Linked DNA regions of Mus musculus: region 1 is linked to region 2. Evidence: chromatin loops called from intact Hi-C (ENCODE). Cell type or tissue: heart. All regions are shown on one strand. Links, peaks and the distances in the headings refer to the core of each region. The heading gives the core; the rest is flanking DNA.

Region 1 (8,000 bases), core at 1-8,000, 78 kb before region 2:
TCATATTCACAACTATGAAACACAGATATGGCAAGCCTAAATGCTACTAGTAAGTTACATTTTAAACAAATGCCATAGTTATTCTTGACTCCTAAATCTCAATTCCTGAGAAAAGCAAATTCTGTTTTCCTCCTCTGTAAAATGAAGTACACCATGATTAGAGTGGGATGGTTGGCAGATACTTGACATCATCATACACCAACGGAACTCTTAGAATGTTGAAACAACTTATAATATCAGCTAATTGAGAGGCACCTGTGTACTTAGCACAGATAAGGAGGAATTTACACACTGAAAGGCATTTCAGAAGTATAACATAAGTGACACATTACTATACCAATAATTCCTAAAGAGAAAGTCAAGAAAATGCCCCAGGAAAATCTGCTACTTTGTATGTCACTCAGAAGGAGGGGTGAAAAAGAGGAAGAGGAGAAAATATCTCAAAAATGAATGCCATTAAAATTATTTGAAATATAAATTACATCATATTATTTATGCAATCAATAAGAGAAACCAAAATTTCAGCAAAAAAGGGAGAGAAAATGTAAATTTCACATATTCATGGCAAGAATCTGGGATTCTACTTTCTCTGTGGTCTTACAGGAGCTAATCTTCCTCCAGTTTTCAAAATCAAAAGCCAGAGCTAAGGGGATTGCTCAAGATGATTAAGAGCAGAGCCACACACACCTCAGTGACCACCGTTGCTGTCTGAATCACGCTCCTCCCTCTAACACACTTGTCGCCAGGTCCTTCCGAGCTATGACCTTCACCCTTCATGCTCAATGTTTCCTTAACCTTCTCACCCCGCTCTTTTCACTTTACCTCCACAGCTGCTGAGGTATTAATGAAACAATCCCTCGTTTTGTATTTTGAAAATTCACACTAGTTTAAAAATTTAAGAAATTTCTCGTGCCAGGTATCATAAATTTAAGTTAAACCACTCAAAATGAGCATTTTTCTGTCCTTCAACTAAAACATTATACTACTAAGAACAAATCTGACTTCACCTTTCATCCACCACAGCTCCCATAAACCGACAGCACGCGTCTTCCCAAAGCCCAATTGTCACGAATGGCCTCAGCCCTCTTACCTGGGTCCTTTTACCTGGACAGCCTAAGGAAAGCATGAGTAGATTTTTTTTAATGATATAGCAAAATATAAGAAACTAAATTAAAACTATAAAGCTATAAAACAAAAACAAACAAGTACTGATAAAAGAAGCCCTTTTATAAAACAAAGGCGTCTTTTCCCTCGGCTCCTGAGCTCACAACCTTTTATCACACGGAGGTCACCTGTGCTGTGTAGGAAAGCTGCGCAGGCTAGGACAGCCAGGGGCCATGCTAGGGATACAGGAGAGGACATTACTCACAGGCCTGCAGCCGACCTCCTCAGTGACTGCATTGCCTCTGCTTCCAACCTGCTTCTCCTCCTGCCTCATTTTGACCTTGGTCCAACCTAGATGCTCATCTCTGGCTGCCAGCCCACTTCCCTACCACTGCAGCAAAGGAATGAACCCACTTGTCGCTCCCCCTTCCTCCTGCAGAAGTGTGGTTCTTCTCTTTAACTGCATATTATCATTACTCTCATCATAAAGTGAATTTGGTGATCAGCTGGGGCCATGGCTTCCCTTACAGTTTTTCCTTCTATCTGGAAGAGAATATGAATGCTTTACTTCTGCTACTGAATTCCCTTGGTTCCAGATTAAATGCCAGGCTGCCACAGGTGCCTGCTGACTACAGAGCGTTTAAAGGAATGAAAGTTGTACACTCACGAATGTCTGATGTCTGAGCTCCCTGCCAGTCAGACTTCTCCCCACGTGTCCGCAATGCCCTGGCCTCAGTGAACAAATGATATCTTCTTGTCTTCCTTACCCAGGGCTGGCTAAGCTCTCTGTTAGCTCAGCTCATCCCCAGAGTTGGCAAGCTGTGACTTCGTCTTTACATTAAGAACAACCCCACAACTGTTCTCCTCTGTCTGCAGATGAAAATCTGTATCGCTTTCTATGGTATTGAGTCTACCTGACTCAATGGGCTAACACAGCCACTCATTCTAACATTTTCGAAGATAACACCCAGTATGTCAAAACTACTTGTGTTACTTGACACTATGCCACATGGAAGCAGGAAAGAGTATGGCTACACCTGTTCAGAAATACATTTCTTTTCACTGGGACCTATAGAAAAACAAACCGGTGGATCAAACACAACTAAACTCTAAGCCAGAGCTGAGCACTGAAGTCAGTTTTAGCATTTAAAGGGTTGACATTCTAGACCAGAAACCCTTATAATGGAAACAAACTGCACACATCAATAGATAAACCCAGGAGAGCAGAAAGCACCCACCCTGTAGGATCTTACCAGAAAGGGACTCCAGCAGACGCAGGAGACGCACATTATGGCCAGGAGCTGAATGATCATCTCCAGGTGGTGAGATCTGCCTTGCCTATGCTGCTGGCTTCTGAACTTCACTCTTAAGAGTGTGACTCCCGTGACGGCATTGCACGAGAAGGAAACACCAAGAGCTAAGAGTCCGAGGAAAGAAAAGAACAGGAGATAAAATCTGTCTTCCCAGTCTTCGATGTGCTCTGTGTTGTAGAAACACCAGGTTCTGGACGCTTGGATTTGATAATCTCGGTGTCCAAGGATGGGCAGCACAGCCACGAACACAGCAAACATGCACACACCACTCAGGATCATTTTCACGTGTTTAGATGTGATCTTCGTAGAGTGAAATATAGGATTGGTGACTCCTATACACCTCTCGATGGCCATCGCACTGCCTAGAAAAAGTGGGCACAAGCCAGAAAAGACCATGGAGATTCCAAAAATACTGCACAGGATGTTTGACTGATCAAAGCGGATCCAGTCTTTATCAGAAGCATATACAAAGACAGCTATGCCTCCGTTGATAAGGTGGCCAAAGAAGTCTGTGATCACCAGGCCACTAGCCAAAAGCAGGAAGGAAGCCTTTGACTTCTGTCTAAATCTCTGGTAGGCCTTCATGAGAATGGCGATGGCCAGGCTGTTCGATAAGATCCCCACTGTCATGAAGATGATAGAAAAAAATACTGAAAGCCGGTTCTCCGTCTGGCAGGTTGTGTTTGCGATGAGTCCAGCTGCAGGAGACACTGGCTGCTTGGAACTGTTCATAGACATTGTTGTGGAGGTAAAAGCTGTCCCCTCAAGTCATCTCTCTGTCACAACTGTGCAGTCTCGGAGTGCAGACATCTGTAGCATACAGGACAGGAATTATAAAGACCTAATTACCAGTCAGTCATCTGACATTTAGAACCAAGTGCCTCAGCACCCTGGGATGGGGTGGATTTGCCCAGCCTATCATAAGTCAGGTTGCAGGACCCTGCCGCCAGCATGCATCTGTTCTGGTTGTCTCTCTTTCAAGATAAAGATACCGCCCAAACTGACACCATCAGTTCACTTCCCTAGAAAGAGAGAGAGAAATCTAAAAAAAAAAAAAGCCATCCTGATGTATCCTTGACATCTTGAATCATTTGAAGTCTTACTAAAGCACTAAGAAGGTTAGATTTCAAACCAATGGAGTTTTTAACGCATAGCAATCTATTGAAATAACTAATCCTTTAAAATCCTGTTCTTTTCTCTGTGGGACATTGACCCCTCCCCAAGTACTTGATCCACCTGCTGGTCATAAAGCCAAGGTCATGAAAGGGCAACAAACAGAATCAATCTCTCTCTCTCTCTCTCTCTCTCTCTCTCTCTCTCTCTCTCTCACACACACACACACACACACACACACACACACCTCACACTCAGTCACACTTTGACTCATGGAAGAGTGTTGAGGCTGTGATTTCTGATCTAGCCTTCTTTCACGGGGCAGAAATCCCTGCACCAAGATGAGGAAGGGTGCTGTCAGGTTACTGTAGCCTCCAGTGAGAAATGCTGTACTGTTTGCTGTTTGGGTTTTTTGCCCCTAATGTGTTGAGTCCTAAGTCCGTGCTAGCTTCAGGACCACACCACTGGATAATTAGATTGTTTTCCCAGAGCAGCTTTCCCGGAGGCTGGGGATTTGACAGCCCAGAGGCTTTAGGTGCCTGAAGGAAAGAGGCTGGCTGCCCCCTCGGTGTCTTACTCACATTTCTACTTTCGACAGTTGCAAAGCCCACACCCCAAGGGGCCTCAGCTTGCAACATTGCCTCTAAACCTAACCAACTTGCTGAAACTTTTTGCAATTTCTCAAACTCCGGAGAGTTCTTTTCCCTCCCACCCTGGGGGGCGCCAAAGGTCTGCGGCAGCCGGGGTAAGGACCATGTAGTGCAGCCAGCAGGGAATCTCAGGGAAAGAAAGGGGTAGCCCTGTGTGCGTGCTTCTCTCCTGAGGGTGGTGGAAATCCTTGCTACTGAGCCCCATCCTTACAGTGAAGCCCCCAAGCCCTTCTTTCCTCATAGCACACCACGAATTGGGTCCAAAATCCCTGCCAGTCTCAGCCTATAGTGCTCTCCAGCGGGACCCCTGCAGCTGTTGCCACCGGAGTTTATCAACCCTGGGTTCAGCTGGAGAATCCAGGGACCGTGGGAATCCGGCCGTGGGAATGCAGCCACGGGGTTTTTACCTCGGCATCCTGAGCCACTGAGTGGTTGTGTCCGGAGCAGAAGAGCGCTGAGCCCGGTGTTCCATGGCGCAACCAGCCCTGCGCAGCCGCAACCTCGGGTTCCACCTCTCTTTCCTCCCTAGGACACTTCTGAGCACTGGATCACCCGCAGGACCTATTGTGTCCTGAACTCCAGAGCACCTAGAGATGCTCCCAGCCTCTGCAGGGTGGAGGGCTGGGTGACCTCCGCCCCTTCCTCGTCTCTCTCCTCTCCGCCCACTTTCTCTGCCCGCACAGGGTGAGGCTGCTGCACGGTCCTCTGATGCTTTGGCCACCGAGCAGCAGAAGACAACGCTTTTAGCCACCAGGCAACTACGGAAAGTTTTGCTTTAAACTCGTTTCCAAATGAAAGAGGTCATTTCCGAAGCTTCAAGACAGAAACAAGGAAAACCAAGGCATGTTTAGAGCCTGGTGTGTGGGATTGTCGGGTACAGCTTATGGGGAATGAATTAATTCCAGGTCCAACCAAAAAGGGACGCGGAAATCTGGGTAAAGGTCTGCCAGTTTGAAAGAGAACTTCTAGCAGATATCCACAGGGAGTGAATTAGAAGTTCTGGGCAACTGCTGTAAGAGGAACAGCCTTAGGCTCCACTGTCACTGGAGTGCAAGCCGGGTAAGAGTATAAAGGGAAGTGAGAGCTGCGTTCTTAAGCACCTGCTGGCCTGGGATTCGAGACCTTTTGGGAGCTTCGAAGTCCTTGAGAGAATTTCTAGTGACATCCACAACAAAGGATATACACCTTATAGATTTTGTAAAATGTACTTTGTGTTCAAGTAAAGGCGCGCTCATTTTTCATTAAGAACTGTTATTTGAGCTTGTTAAACGTATAGTGCTGTGTGAACTTGTACAATGTGAGTTCTTTTCACTATGATTGTTTTTTAGCTAATAACATCCACACCTCTGAATATGTCATTTCCAGCGCAGCACTTGTGTGCCCCTATTACCTCGATTTCCCTTCTGGCCCTAGCAAAAGGTTGTCACTAGCTGTGTAAAGAGTTCTGGAATCTGCTTCTCCATTCCAGAGCCAGAAGGTGCTTCCAAATTCCTGAAGATCGAAAGGGCTCATAAAGTGCAAAGGCAAGATAAAATAAATTAGCCATTAACTGTAGAAAAGTCCGGCTGCACACTCTCCCCCTGTGGTGGAGACAGAGCAGTTTTAATTGATATTATCATAGCGTGTTTAAACTGTGACTTGGGTATGGTCAGAGAGGTCAATGTTTTGATTAGTTGGAAAATGCTGTGTCCCGGGATGGCCAGTATCCAAAGAACAACCCTGTCACAAGCCACACTGAAAATGTGACACGGAGTGCCACTCTTTCCTTTAATGATTAACAGTCCTTGGTTGCAGCTCAGTGTGTTGATGGTTTTCCTTGTGTTTCTCTCGTGGAAATGGCCCTCTATGGGGGGGGGGGGGGTCTTCTCTGTCATTCCCCTGTTCTCACCAAATCTTTGAAGTAGTGAATTCTAGAGCCAGATTTCGATTTGGGAATCTCTGCAGCTTGGAGACAGGGGCATCTCACACCAGTGCTGTGGAACTGGGTGGGAAGGAACCAGCCTGCTCATTCAATGTCAAATTGTAGCACTCAATAAAACCAAGGCAATTGTGATTTCTTTTCCAAAGCACTACCGGAATTGCATCATTTCTTCAATCTATTCTGCATCTGTTATTGGAATTCCCTCTTTAGAACCCCATTCCTTAACCAACACATAGTTCAGACAAACTAGACATATTAATATTAGCAGGGCAAGGTGCTCTCAAAAAGTGAACAATGAACAACTTTTAATGTTGCTCCCAGGCCTATGTGCCACCCTAATCTGACTCCCAGTTCCTAGTCCCCAAAGACAGTGCTACAAAACGGGTTAATCCACAGAAAGAAAAGCCGTCAGGCAAAAACAGAAGAGCTGAAGATGAGAGGCTGACCAGCCTTTTTAAAATATATCTCATTTTGGTTTTATTGCTGCATGTGTGAAGTTGATACGCCTATAGAGCCACTTGTAGACACATCCATTCACCAGATTCAGTGAGAATTAGCCCTCTGCCTTCTAGGAGACAGATATAAATGCTCTGTGAGCAACCATGAATTGCTGTATTGTGTGGTCCCTGCCAAGAGATGAGCGTGCTTCTGCAGTAGGCATGTGATGGGGTTCCCAAACCAGCATTCTCTTTATGTTGAATGGAGACAAAGTTGATGCTAGCTTTGCCTCCACTGAAGGAGACAAGAGAGGAATGCACTGTATGGGTGGACTTAGCCATCACTACTCGGGATTAGACATGGAGCAGTTTAGACAAAAAATGTGCACACTCCATGACATTGAAATTGAAAGAAAAAAATACTCCATAAAAATCAAGGAGGAATGTTGAAAATTGAGGTTTGGCATTTTAATTAAATTGCCTGCAAAGGTTTATTGGAATTTGCCACTGAGATTAATAGAGGAACGTGCCCCAATTTGGTTATTATGGAAATTACAACTTTAGACTTAAATTCATGTTTATTATGTAAACATTTGATACATAAAAAGTAATATACGTAATGCATTTGTGAGGAGTAAATTATAAAAATGTAATACAACTTACTAAGAGACTTGCTACCTAATAAAAGATGTTTTCGCTTCCTAGAGCTGTGTGACTGAGTATCACATAGAGGGCAGTGTGAACAACAGCAATCCAGGTCTCTGGAGTGAGCAGCTAGGATCCAAGTCTTAGCTGTGGAGGAGGAAGGGTAGGTGAGAGGTTAAACAGGGCCTCCAGTGGGCTCCTCCTCTGAGAGAAGCAGAAGGGGTTGGAAGCAGAAGGTACAGTTGGTGTTGGGGACTTCTAAGAACATTTGGGTGGACTGGGTCTTGATGAGGAACTGGGTTCTAAAGAAGTGATCCCAGGAATAGATGCAAAGTAGGTTGGAAAAAATGATGCGATTTCTGTAGCTCTTTGAAAAAGAAATGGCTGCTGTTCTGACTTTATGAAGTGAGCACTTCGATTTGACATTGGTTGCGTGCGCATTGCTTTTCTCTCCATACCTAGAGCTGTTCTGCAACAGAGCCAAAAGTTCTGCTCACTCGGCTATCTGCCCCATGTCCCTTCTGTATGAGAATGAAAGCAACCCAGGCTCCATTCCTGAGTGAGTGGAAGAAGCCTGCCACAAAGTGGGCATAGGGCAGGTAATGCAAATAGCCTTCTTTCTTTTAAAAAAATATATTTATTTTTAAACTACACTTCTGTGTTCGTTTTCTGTGCATGTGGAGGGAGTGTGGTCCACAAGTGTAAACATGTCATAGAGTGCACGAGAAAGTCAAAGGACAATTTGCGGGAGTAGGTTCTCTCCTTCTATCACGTGGCTCTCGGGATCACACTCAGACCATCAGACTCAGTGGTGAGT
Region 2 (11,433 bases), core at 1,441-9,440:
AACTACAGTTCAGCAGGAGCCAGACCACACTGCTGAGGCATTTAGCTGTGCGTAAAGAGAAACCAGGAGATATTTTGCCAGGCCAGGCCAGAACCACACACCCAAAGAGGCCAATCAGACCAAAAGTGTGGAAATGGGGTTTTTGCTATCTCTGTATTTGCTGGCACTGAGTTCTGATCTTGCCATGTCTTTACTCACACTTGAGATTATGAAAGTTTAGACTCTTGTGGGATTCTAGAGACATCACTCATACTTTGGGCATCTGGTATGTGGGGCCACTGAGCAAATTCTGTGGCAACTGTGTCCCAATTATCCTTAGTGGTAATAGACTTTAGGATTTGGAAGGAACAGCTACAGAGGACTTTTTTTTTTTCACGTCCACTTGTAGTTTATCTGGGCTTGGATCAAACCCACAGCCTTGTGTGTACTAGACAAGCACTCTACCAACCAAGTAGCCTTAAATTATCCTTCAAGTTCCTTCTATGTGCCAAGTGGTGTGCCACGCTCAGCACTGATCAGCACAATATAGAAGTAAAACAGGCAAACAAAATTCCCTGCCACCAAGAAGTTACACTCTAAACAAAATTGCATCAGTGAAAACCCATACTCCCAGTGAGTAACTGCAACAGGGGGACCCGAGGAAAGAGGGTAAAACCATCAGGGAAATCCCCAGTAAAACCTCATGGAGAAAACAGGAGACCTTTCTTAAAAAGAAAGAAAGAGGGGAGGAAGAAAAAAAGACAAGGCCCAGTTGGGCTCTTTGACCTGCTTCTCATTATATCGTGCAGAGCTCATAAGATCTCAGAAAGAGCCACAAATTAAATAACAAGAGTTTAAAAAGCAGTTTAGAATCCTACACTCTCAAACCATTCATAGAAAGAGCTGCAAAAACACCACAGGTCTCATTTGTCTGCCTCTGGAGCAGACTCTGCTGCACATTCCAGTGCATGGATGCATGTGTGGACAGAGCACTGTCCCTCGAGTGCACTCACACAGGGCGGGACATGGGGATTTCACCATATCAAAGTCCACTAGGAAAACAAATGGAATTGGGAAAAGATGCTAATAACCACAACAGAGTCTCTTCATTATGGGTGTACTGCTTGTACACTTGACAAATATTTCTAGAACATCTACTGTGTGTGACACACTTTTTCCTGGTTTCAGAAAATCTTAAAAATAAATGTAGTCAACAACAGTGCCCAAGCAGCTGAATTTTAAGACTAACAATCACAGAACAAGCCTTGGGGTAAGATGGGAACTCGAAGCACTCTATATAACTTTGTAAAATAAGAGAAAAATATATAACTTTGTGAATAGTAAGAGTCTGGGTAACAAAGGACAGGCTGTATCCTAAGGAGATAAAGAAAGAATGAGCAACAAAAATTAAAAAGATGATAAGAAAGCCAAAAGATGCAGAGAAACTGCAATTTACGTGATAAAACAGTGACATAAGCAACCCAGAGCTTCAGTCCTGGTCCTAGGAAGGACGCCAAAGCCACAGCCTGTGTAACCCAGGTGGCCTTGGTGGGAGAAGACTCACAATCCTAGCCACAAGATAAACCAAAGTTTTCACAAGCCCTAGTGAGATGGATGGGGCCACCTATCCATCTCAAAAATATTAACCCAAAGTTGCTCCTATCTAAAGGAAATGCAGGGAAAGAGTGGAGCAGAGATTGAAGGAAAGGCCATCCAAAGACTGCCCCACCTGGGGATTCATCCCATAAACAACCACCAAACCCAGTCACTATTGTGTATGCCAAGTGCTTGCTGACAGGGGCCTGATATGGCTGTCCCCTGAGAGGCCCTGCCAGAGCCTGACCAGTACAGATGCTGATGCTCACAGACAGCCATCAGACTGAGCACAGGGACCCCAATGGAGGAGTTAGGGGAAGGGCTGAAGGAGCTGAAGGGTATTGCAACCCCATAGGAAAAACAATATCAACCAACCAAACCCCCCAGAGTTCTCAAGGACTAAACTACCAACCAAAGAGTACACATGGGGGCGCCCATGGCTCCAGCTGCATATGTAGCAGAGGATGGCCTTGTCTGGAATCAGTGGGAGAGAAGCCCCTTGGTCCCGTGGAGGCTCGATGCTCCAGTGTAGAGGGATGTTAAGGCTAGGGCGGTGAGGCAGGAGTGGGTGGTTGGGTGGGGGAGCACCCTCATAGAAGCAAGCAGAAGGGGAAATGGGATAAGGGGTTTGCAAAGTGGAAACCAGGAATGGGGATAACATTTGAAATGTAAATACATAAAATAACCAATAAAAAAAAAAATAAGGGGTCTATAGTCTGTCATCTGTCCTTTGTGATAGACCAAACTAGGGAAGAAATGCACTCTGGCAAACCCATATCTTCAAGTGTGGTGCAGCCAGATTTCATACAGAAAAGAGCTTGTTCCAGACTTACCTGCTCTGGAGCTCTGAAAACAAGCCAGGGAGCCAGGAGACACCTAACCATAGTCTCTGGGTGAGAAACAGCCATACAAGGCAGTTGTAGAAAAGAATAAACCTGAAGGTGGACATGCTGGTAAGTTCAGGTGGCAGGAGGGCCAGGCTGTGGAAGTAAAAGTGTTTTGTGTCCCCACTCTCCGTGACAAGGAATTAAGTCCATCAGCATATTATAACTTCAGAAATGGACAACTTGAGCCACGGCCAAGGTGCTATTCAGCCTCTGTAGCTGGCTCTGTGCCACGTGGTTTGACTGAAAACTCCGATGCCCAGATCTAGGGGACCACTAGATGGCTGCGATCCCCTCTTGCAGGGTGTGCAGAGTTCTGAGGAGGATGAAAACACAGAAACTCGGCTTCTGGAGCAGATCTCAGTGTTCCACCAGCTTTCCTTGCTTCAGGCTCCAGTGCGCTCGGAAGGCACCCATTAGCTTTGCCAAAGCGAACTGGGACGTCCCTAGAAGGAAGGAGAACTTGCTCAGGCTCGCACCCTAAGGAGAGCCTGCTCAGGCTCGCACCCTAAGGAGAGCCTGCTCAGGCTCGCACCCTAAGGAGAGCCTGCTCAGGCTCGCACCCTAAGGAGAACTTGCTCAGGCTCACACCCTAAGTGTAGCCAGCACTTGGTCAAACATCTGATGTTATAAGTGACGGATGATTTCAAAGACAGTATAAACGATCAAATGAATGGCTTGTGTCAGTCAGTTCAGGATCTAGATGAGGAAGTAGCAATGTGGATAAGAAATCTGACAAAAATTAATTAGATCTGAGGGGGGAAAAAACAAGTGTTAGAAAATGAAACACATAAAGTAAAAAACGCTGTAAAACATCAACAACTGATTAAATGAAGTACAGGTAAAATATACCAGGAAACGAAGAGAAATCCAGGAAATATTACATGTAAACAACAAAAAAACATAAACAGGCATGACCACAATTTTCTGAGACATTAAACTTGCCAGCTATGGTGGCATGTACTCACAACCCCACCTGGGCTACGTTGCAAACTCATGTGAGCTGGGCAATTCGGTGGAACTGTTTGTTAAACACATATAATAAAACGAAGTTTGGGGGGGGGGAGGCAGGGGAATGGCGATGTAACTAATTTGTAGAGGACCTACCTATCACATAAAAGTCCCTAGATCAGTAAAAACACTAAAATTCAAGTTTAAAAAAAAAAGCAAAAAGAAAGTTTGTATCTTTGCTGTTACTATTGTATATAAAATTGGAAGCAATCATGAGACCAAAGAAAAATGTATTAAATTTCTACTAGCTTACTGAAAGAATCATAATATTCTAGAATGTTGTCATTTACTTTTCTTTGGGATAAATTATCTCTGAAATTTCAGTTATCTACTTTAAAAACCATCATTTTAGAAATAAAATTTTCTTCAATCAAAGAATGGTCTAAAGTTTTAATTTTTCCAAACTTTAAATTACTATCTATTAAAAGTGAGGTTGGATTCCTTCTCTAATGTTTATCTGCTGTCCCAGGTTGCAATGAAACAGATTTGACTTTTTTTTCTTTCTTTTTTGTTGTTGTTGTTGTTGTTGTTTTTGTTTTTGTTTGGTTTTTGGTTTTTGGTTTTTCGAAACAGGGTTTCTCCATATAGCCCTGGCTGTCCTGGAACTCACTTTGTAGATCAGGCTGGCCTCGAACTCAGAAATCTGCCTGCCTCTGCCTCTCAAGTGCTGGGATTAAAGGCCACCACTGCCCAGCTCAGATTCGACTTTTAAAATTTAAATATTATCAAGAACAAATGTAGTGTTTTGTCCCAATCATAAAACTAAGTACCTAAGTAACTCCAGACATATGGACTTAGGAAGATTAGATTCATGTTTGTGTTTAGAAGAGTTAATGGAAAGTTCTGGAGGAAAAAAATCACTTTTCAATTTTTTTCTTTTCTTTTCTAGGAGCCTCTTGGTCATCTGGGGGCAATTTGAAGCTGTGTCTAAGCATAAATGTTACTCAATTCCTATTGTCGTTCCCCACAAACTCCAATAATTAAGCTCTTACAGGATGCCAAAGCTCTGTTAACTAGATACACAAAGACTTCCCGGATGTGAGTGTCTAGTATGGGAGGCAGCCAAGTACTTGCTACGTGGGAAGTGCCACAATAGAGGAAGTTCCGGTGAGGAGTAGGGGGCGGGGTGCAGGGTGGAGGCAGAGAAGCAAGCGTTTGTACAAACACAAGCTAAAAAGGTGGTAGCATGAATGAATTGGACAAACTTGATTCTGGTTGGCTCACGATTTCACGCTGTAACTAGTAGGGAAGCAAGGCTGAGTGTAAACACGCTCTGATTGGCCCCATTGTCCATAGGATTTCTCTGTAGGTCTCAGCACAGATGGCAAACACAGATGTGCCTTGAGGACAGATTTTCCATTCCATGTGAGTTTCTCTTCGGGGGCTTACTTAGTCATTCTTCCTAATGCTTTGAGGCCTCGCAGAGCTATGCCAGTCAGCAGATCACGTGACCACGAGCAGAGTGTCTGGCTGGAAGCTGCTTTGCTTCCCTCCTTGCTTTTCTTTCACGACATTAAAATATAAGATGGTAGAATAAGATCTTAAAGATCAGAGAAAGACAGGCAGTCAGAGGGTGATTGAGAATCTTCACTTTGTCTAGAGACTGAAGTATCATTCCTTTAGCCCCACCCACTCACAGAAATGCTTCCCTAGTGTGAAATGTGCTCATTCTGCTAGCAAGGCATACCAGTTATTTACTGTTATGTAATAAACCACACTAAAACTTAGGGACATAAAACAATACTGTTCATTTTCCTTGGAAAATCTGCAATTTAGGCAGGACCTGATGGGGCTGGCTGTTCTCTGTTCCATAGCATGCCGTCTGGGACCTCAAGCAATGCCGAGGTCCTCTTCTTCTTTTTCCACCACTGACAACTGGAGGTTACCATTGGTCAGGTAGTTCAGCCAATCAGGGAATTCTCAGGGAATCTGGAGGCTCTTAGACCTCTCCATCAGGATGCTTGGGCACACCACGGGTGGGCGTACCTAGACTTTCCGTGGTGGCTGGCTCTAAGAGGAGAAGCTCTAAGAGACAAGAAAAGGAAAAGCAGTCTATGAAGAACAGGCCTAGAAATGGCTCTAGCATTGCTCTACAGTCCATTGGTAGATCCTGCCTTCCGTGGGGACCACGGCTTCAGCTTGTTGGAATTGTACGATAACGAGCATCCCATGCTGCTATGTGGTTGGTTGTAAGGATGTCGGGATAGAGAGAAAGGCTGGGAAAAATCCCTCTTAGGTCAGTTTCTCAGAAGTCATCAGTGAACAAGTCGTTCCTTTGTCCCTTGTTCTTTATTGCTGGCTTTCCTCTTTGGCTTATGTGGAAATCCACTGTTATTTCCCTCCTACTTATGAGACTGTGTTCATTGCTCCATTTACTTAGCTTACATCATTAGCTGAATGGTCCTCACTTCTTTTCTCTTTTCCTGTCTGTTTCTCTGTGGCTTATGTAAGTTACATCTGTGGTAAGTTGTTTTTGGATAACAAGGTTGATTCTTAAAGGACATACGGGAAGGGAAATTATCAACTTAAAACACTTTATCACTTATGCATACTATTATATCTTTCTGTAAATAGCAATAGCTTGACTTCTTCTTTTCCAATTTATATGCCCTGACCTCCTTTAGTTGTCTTATTGCTCTAGCTAGAAATTTAAGTACTATAATGGATAGAATATGGAAAGAGTGGATAACTTTATCTTGTCCTTGATTTTCGTGGAGATGTTTTACATTTCTCTCCATTTAATTTGATGTTGGTTATTGGCTTGCTGTATGTTGCCTGTCTTATGTGTAGTATGCGCCTTGTATCCCTGACCTCTCCAGGACTTTTAAATATGAAGAAGTGTAGGATTTTGTCAAAGGCATTCTCAGCATCTAATGAGATGATCATGTGGTTTTTTTCTTTCAGTTTGTTTGTATGTTGGGTTATGTTGATGGGGTTTTTGTGGATATTGAATCACCTCTGCATCCCTGGGATGAAGCCTACTTGGTCATCGTGGATGATGCTTTTGATGTGTTCTTGGGTTTGGTTAGCGAGAACTTTATTGAGTATTTTTGCATCGATATTCATAAGGGAAATTGGTCTGAAGTTCTCTTTCTTTGTTGGGTCTTTGTGTGGTTTAGATATCAGGGTGACTATACTCATGGAACGAATTTGGCAATGTTCCTTCTATTTCATGGGATAGTTTGAGGAGTATTGGTTTTAGCTCTTCTTTGAAAGTCTGGTAAAATTCTGTGCTAAAACCAGCGGTTCCTGGGCTTTTTTTTTTGGTGGGGGAAGAGTTGTGGAGGGCAGATTTTAATGACTGTTTCTATTTTCTTAGAAGTTATAGATTGTTCACCAGATCTTGATTTTACTTTGTTAAGTGGATTTCATTTAGATTTTCAAATTTTGTGAAGAACAACCTTTTGAAATAAGACCTAATGATTCTTTGGATCTCCTCAGTGTCTGTTGTTATGCCACATTTTCATTTCTGATTTTGTTAATTTGAATATTGTCTCTTTGCCTTTTAGTTAATTTGGCTAAGGGTTTATCTATCTTGTTAATTTTCTCAAGGAACCAGCTCTTGGTTTCATTGATTCTTTGTAATTGTTCTCTTTGTAATTGATTGATTTCAGCCTTGAGTTTGATTATTTCCTGCATTCTCCTCCTCTTGGGTGTGTTTTCTTCTTCTTCTTTTCTAGAGCTTTCAGATGTACTTTTAAATTGCTAGTATGAGAACTCTGTAATTTATTTGTGGAGGCACTTAATGCTATAAACTTTCCTCTTAGCACTGCTTTCATTGTATCACAGAAGTTTGGTTATGCTGTGCCTTTGTTTACATTGAATTCTAGAAAGTCTTTAATTTCTTTTTTTTAATTTCTTCCATGGCACAGTGACCACTGAGGAGAGAGTTGTTCAGTTTCCATGAGTTTGAGGGCTTCCTGTTGTTTCTGTTGTTGAAGTTCAGCTTTAATCCATCGTGATCTGATAAAATGCAAGGGATTATTTCAAACTTCTTGTATACATTGAGAGTTGGTTTGTGACTGGCTATATGGTCAGTTTTGGAGAAGGTTCTATGAGATGCTGAGAATAAGGTATATTCTTTTGTGTTTGTGAATAATGTTCTTTAGATATCTGTTAAATCCATTTGATTCATAATGTCTGTTAATTTCATCTTTTCTCTGTTTAGTTTCAATGACCTGTCCATTAGTGAGAGTGTGGTGTTAGAGTCTCCTAATATTAGTGTATGGGGTTCAATATGTGATTTAAGCATTAGTAATGTTTCTTTTATGAATGTGGGTGCCCCTGCATTTGTGTCATAAGATGGTCAGAATAGAGGCATCCTCTGGTGGATTTTCCTTTGATGAATATAAAAAATGTCCTTCTCCATCTCTTTTTATTACCTTTGGTTGAAAGTCTGCATTATCAGATATTAGAATGACTACCTCAGCTTGTTTCCTGGGTCTGTTTGCTTGGAAAACCTTTTTCCAGCCCTTTACTCAGAAGAAATGACTAACTTTGTTGCTGGGGTGTATATGAAGCAGAATGATGGGTCCTATTTATGAATCCACTGTATTAGCCTGTGTCTTTTTATTGGAGAATTGAGACCATTGATGTTGAGAGGGATTAATGACCAATGATTTGTAATTACTGTTGCTTTTATGTTACAGTTTCTATATTTTCTCTTGCTACTGATAAATAACTTTATCTAATTATGATCTGATAAACACAGGAAATTTTAATTAATTTTATTTGTGAAGACTTGCTTCATGGTTATACCACAAAACATCTGTTACAGTTCAATAGGCTACTGAGAAAAGAGTATATCCAGAAGCTATCGGATGGCATATTCTCTATATTCTGGTGACATTCATTTCATCTATGGAACACTTAAATTCTCAAACTTTTTTGTTGTTGTTAATTATTCTGCCTTGGCTTTCTGCCTTGGTATGTTGAGTAAAGTATTGATTTTTAATACTGATTAATTAATTTTTTATTTTAGTTTTGTAGCTATACATATATTTGTCCAGTTGTACTTATTTTATGAAACTGAGCATGTCAGTACCCAGTGTATTATTTTTTAATTATTCTATCTTCCTGATGAATCTGTCCTTTCATTAACACATAATGACCTTCTTTAGACCTCTGAATAAATGTTTGCTTGAAGCCCATTTTGCCAGATATGCGTTTAGTAATCCTCCCTGTTCTAAATTTTTCAAGTGCTTAGTGACTCTCTTCCCAACCTTCATTTTGAGTTGCTATTTATCTTTACCAATGGGATATATTTCTTTAAGACATTGAATAGTTAGATCCCATTTAATCTCATCAGCCAGTCTGCCTCTTTTATTTGGAGTTAAGCCCATATGTTTAGCCTTCTGGTCTCCATCTCCACCCCTGAGCTAAGGCTGTCCCACAACCCTCCATACACAAATCCCACCTAAAGAGTGCTGTTCTCCCATGAGACACCAAAGAGCACAGGCTCACAGGCCCACAGGAGAGACAAGCTCTAGTCAGAGACAGGAAGACCAACTGACACCAGAGATAACCAGATGGTGAGAGGGAAGCAAAGAACTTAAGCAACAGGAACCGAGGCTAATTGGCATTATCAGAACCCAGTTCTCCTACCAAATCAAATCCTAGATACCCAACATACCAGAAAAGCAAGATTCAGACTTAAAATCACATCTCATGATAATGATAGAGGACTTTAAGAAGGACATAAATAACTCACTTAAAGAAATACAAGAGGACAAAGGTAAACAAGGAGAAGCACTTAAAAAGAAAACACAAAAATGCCTTAAAGAATCACAGGAAAACACAACCAAAGAGGTGAAGGAATTGAACATAAACATCCAGAATCTAAAAATGGACATAGAAGCAATAAAAAAAAATCACAAAGGGAGACAGGACTGGAGATAGAAAACCTGGAAAAGATCAGGAGTCATAGATGCAAGCATCACCAACAGAATATAAGAGACAGAAGAAAAAAAATCTCAGGTGTAGAAGATGCCATAGAAAACATTGACACAACAGTCAAAGAAAATGCAAAATGCAAAAAGATCCTAAACCCAAACATCCAGGAAAACCAGGACACAATGGAAAGTCAAACCTAAGGATAATAGGTATAGAAGAGAGCAAAGGTTCCCACCTTAAAGGGCCAGTAAATATCTTCAACAAAATTATAGAAGAAAACTTCCCTAACTGAAAGAAGGTGGTGCCCATAAACATACAAGGAGCATACAGAACTCCAAATAGACTGGACCAGAAAAGAAATTCCTCCCATCAAATAATAATCAAAACACCAAATGCACAAAACAAACAAAGAATATTAAAAGCAGTAAGGGAAAAAGGTCAAGTAACATATAAAGGCATACCTATAAGAATTACACCAGACTTCTCAACAGAGACTATGAAAGTTAGAAGATCCTGGCCAGATGCCATACAGAAACTAAAAGAACACAAATGTCAGCCCAGGCTACTATATTGCCCCCACCCCCAAAAAAGAAACTAAATTACTGTAGATGGAGAAATCAAGATATTCCATAACAAAACCAAATTTATACAGTATTTTTCCATAAGTCTAACCATACAAAGGATAATAGATGGAAAACATCAACACAAGGGGGGAAACTTACCAAGGAAAAGCAAGAAAGTAAAGTTTCAACAAATCCAAAAGAAGACAGCCACACAAACATAATTCCACCTCTAACAACAAAAATAACAGGAAGCAACAATCACTATTCCTTAATATCTCTTAACATTAAGGACTCAAATCCCCAATAAAAAGGCATAGACTAACAGACTGGATATGTAAACAGGACCAGAATTTTACTGCATACAGGAAATGCACCTCAGTGACGAGGACAGACATTACCTCAGAGTAAAAGGCTGGAAAAAATTTCCAAGCGAATGGTTCAAAGAAACAAGCTGAAGTAGCTATTCTAATATTGAATAAAATCAATTCTCAACAAAACCACAACATCAGAAACTGAGGAAATCCAAAAAATTATCAGATCCTACTACAAAAGCCTATATTCAACAAAACTGAAAAATCTGGATGAAATGGACAATTTTCTAAACAGATATCAGATACCAAAGTTAAGTCAGGATCAGATAAACCATCTAAACATTCCCATAACCCCTAAAGAAATAGAAGCAGTCATTAAGTCTTTCAACCAAAAATCCACCCAGGACTAGATGGGTTTAGTGTAGAGTTCTATCACACCTTCAAAGAAGGCATAATTCCAATACTCTTAAAATATTGCACAAAACAGAAACAGAAGGGACACTACCCAATTTGTTTTATGAAGCCACAATTATGCTCATACTTAAACCACACAAAGACGCAACAAAGAAAGAGAACTTCAGACCAATTTCCCTTATGAATATCGATGCAAAAATACTCAATAAAATTCTCACAAACAGAATCCAAGAACACATCAAAACAATCATCCATTATGATCAAGTAGGCTTCATCCTAGGGATGCAGGGATGGTTCAATATACAGAAATCCATTGACATAATCCACTATATAAACAATCTCTAAAGAAAAAAAAAAACATGATCATTTCCTTGGATGCAGAGAAAGCATTTGACAAAATTCAACACCATTCATGATAAAAGTCTTGGAAATATCAGGAATTCAAGGCCCATACCTAAACATAGTAAAGGCAATATACAGAAAACCAGTAGCCAACATCAAACTAAATGAAGAGAAACTTGAAGCAATCCTACTAAAATCAGGGACTAGACGACAAGGCTGCCCATTCTCTCCCTACCTATGCAATTTAGTACTTGAAGTTCTAGCTAGAGCAATTAGACAAACAACATAAGGAGGTCAAAGGGATACAAATTGGAGAAGAAAAAGTCAGATTATCACTATTTGTAGATGATATGATAGTACGCTTAAGTGACCACAAAAATTCCACCAGAAATACCTATAGCTGATAAACAACTTCAGCAAAGTGCCTGGATATAAAATTAA

The links. Hi-C counts contacts between places; a loop is a spot of excess contacts. Peaks named below come from ENCODE experiments on the same cell type or tissue, not always from the same donor. Only the 100,000 strongest peaks of a DNase experiment are listed, where the experiment ranks them.
Region 1: it touches region 2 in a loop (2.1-fold over the local background); 3 of 42 quality-filtered maps call a loop at or near these places.

The regions. Positions count from the first base shown.
Region 1 is chr3:151,832,715-151,840,714 of GRCm38, forward strand. Ptgfr (prostaglandin F receptor) reads right to left here and starts at 4,814. Exons shown (of 3, transcript NM_008966.3): 1 at 4,588-4,814; 2 at 2,358-3,227. The coding sequence starts at 3,155. In heart, for the core only: a CTCF peak has its summit at 4,245; DNase peaks (open chromatin) are centred at 4,207 and 4,687; H3K4me3 peaks cover 1,321 bases; H3K27ac peaks cover 682 bases; H3K27me3 peaks cover 1,121 bases.
Region 2 is chr3:151,909,532-151,920,964 of GRCm38, forward strand. It overlaps Gm31596 (a long non-coding RNA gene), which reads right to left and starts at 2,586. Exons shown (of 3, transcript XR_376252.1): 1 at 2,409-2,586. In heart, for the core only: no CTCF peak of the experiment used is centred there; DNase peaks (open chromatin) are centred at 2,910 and 4,580.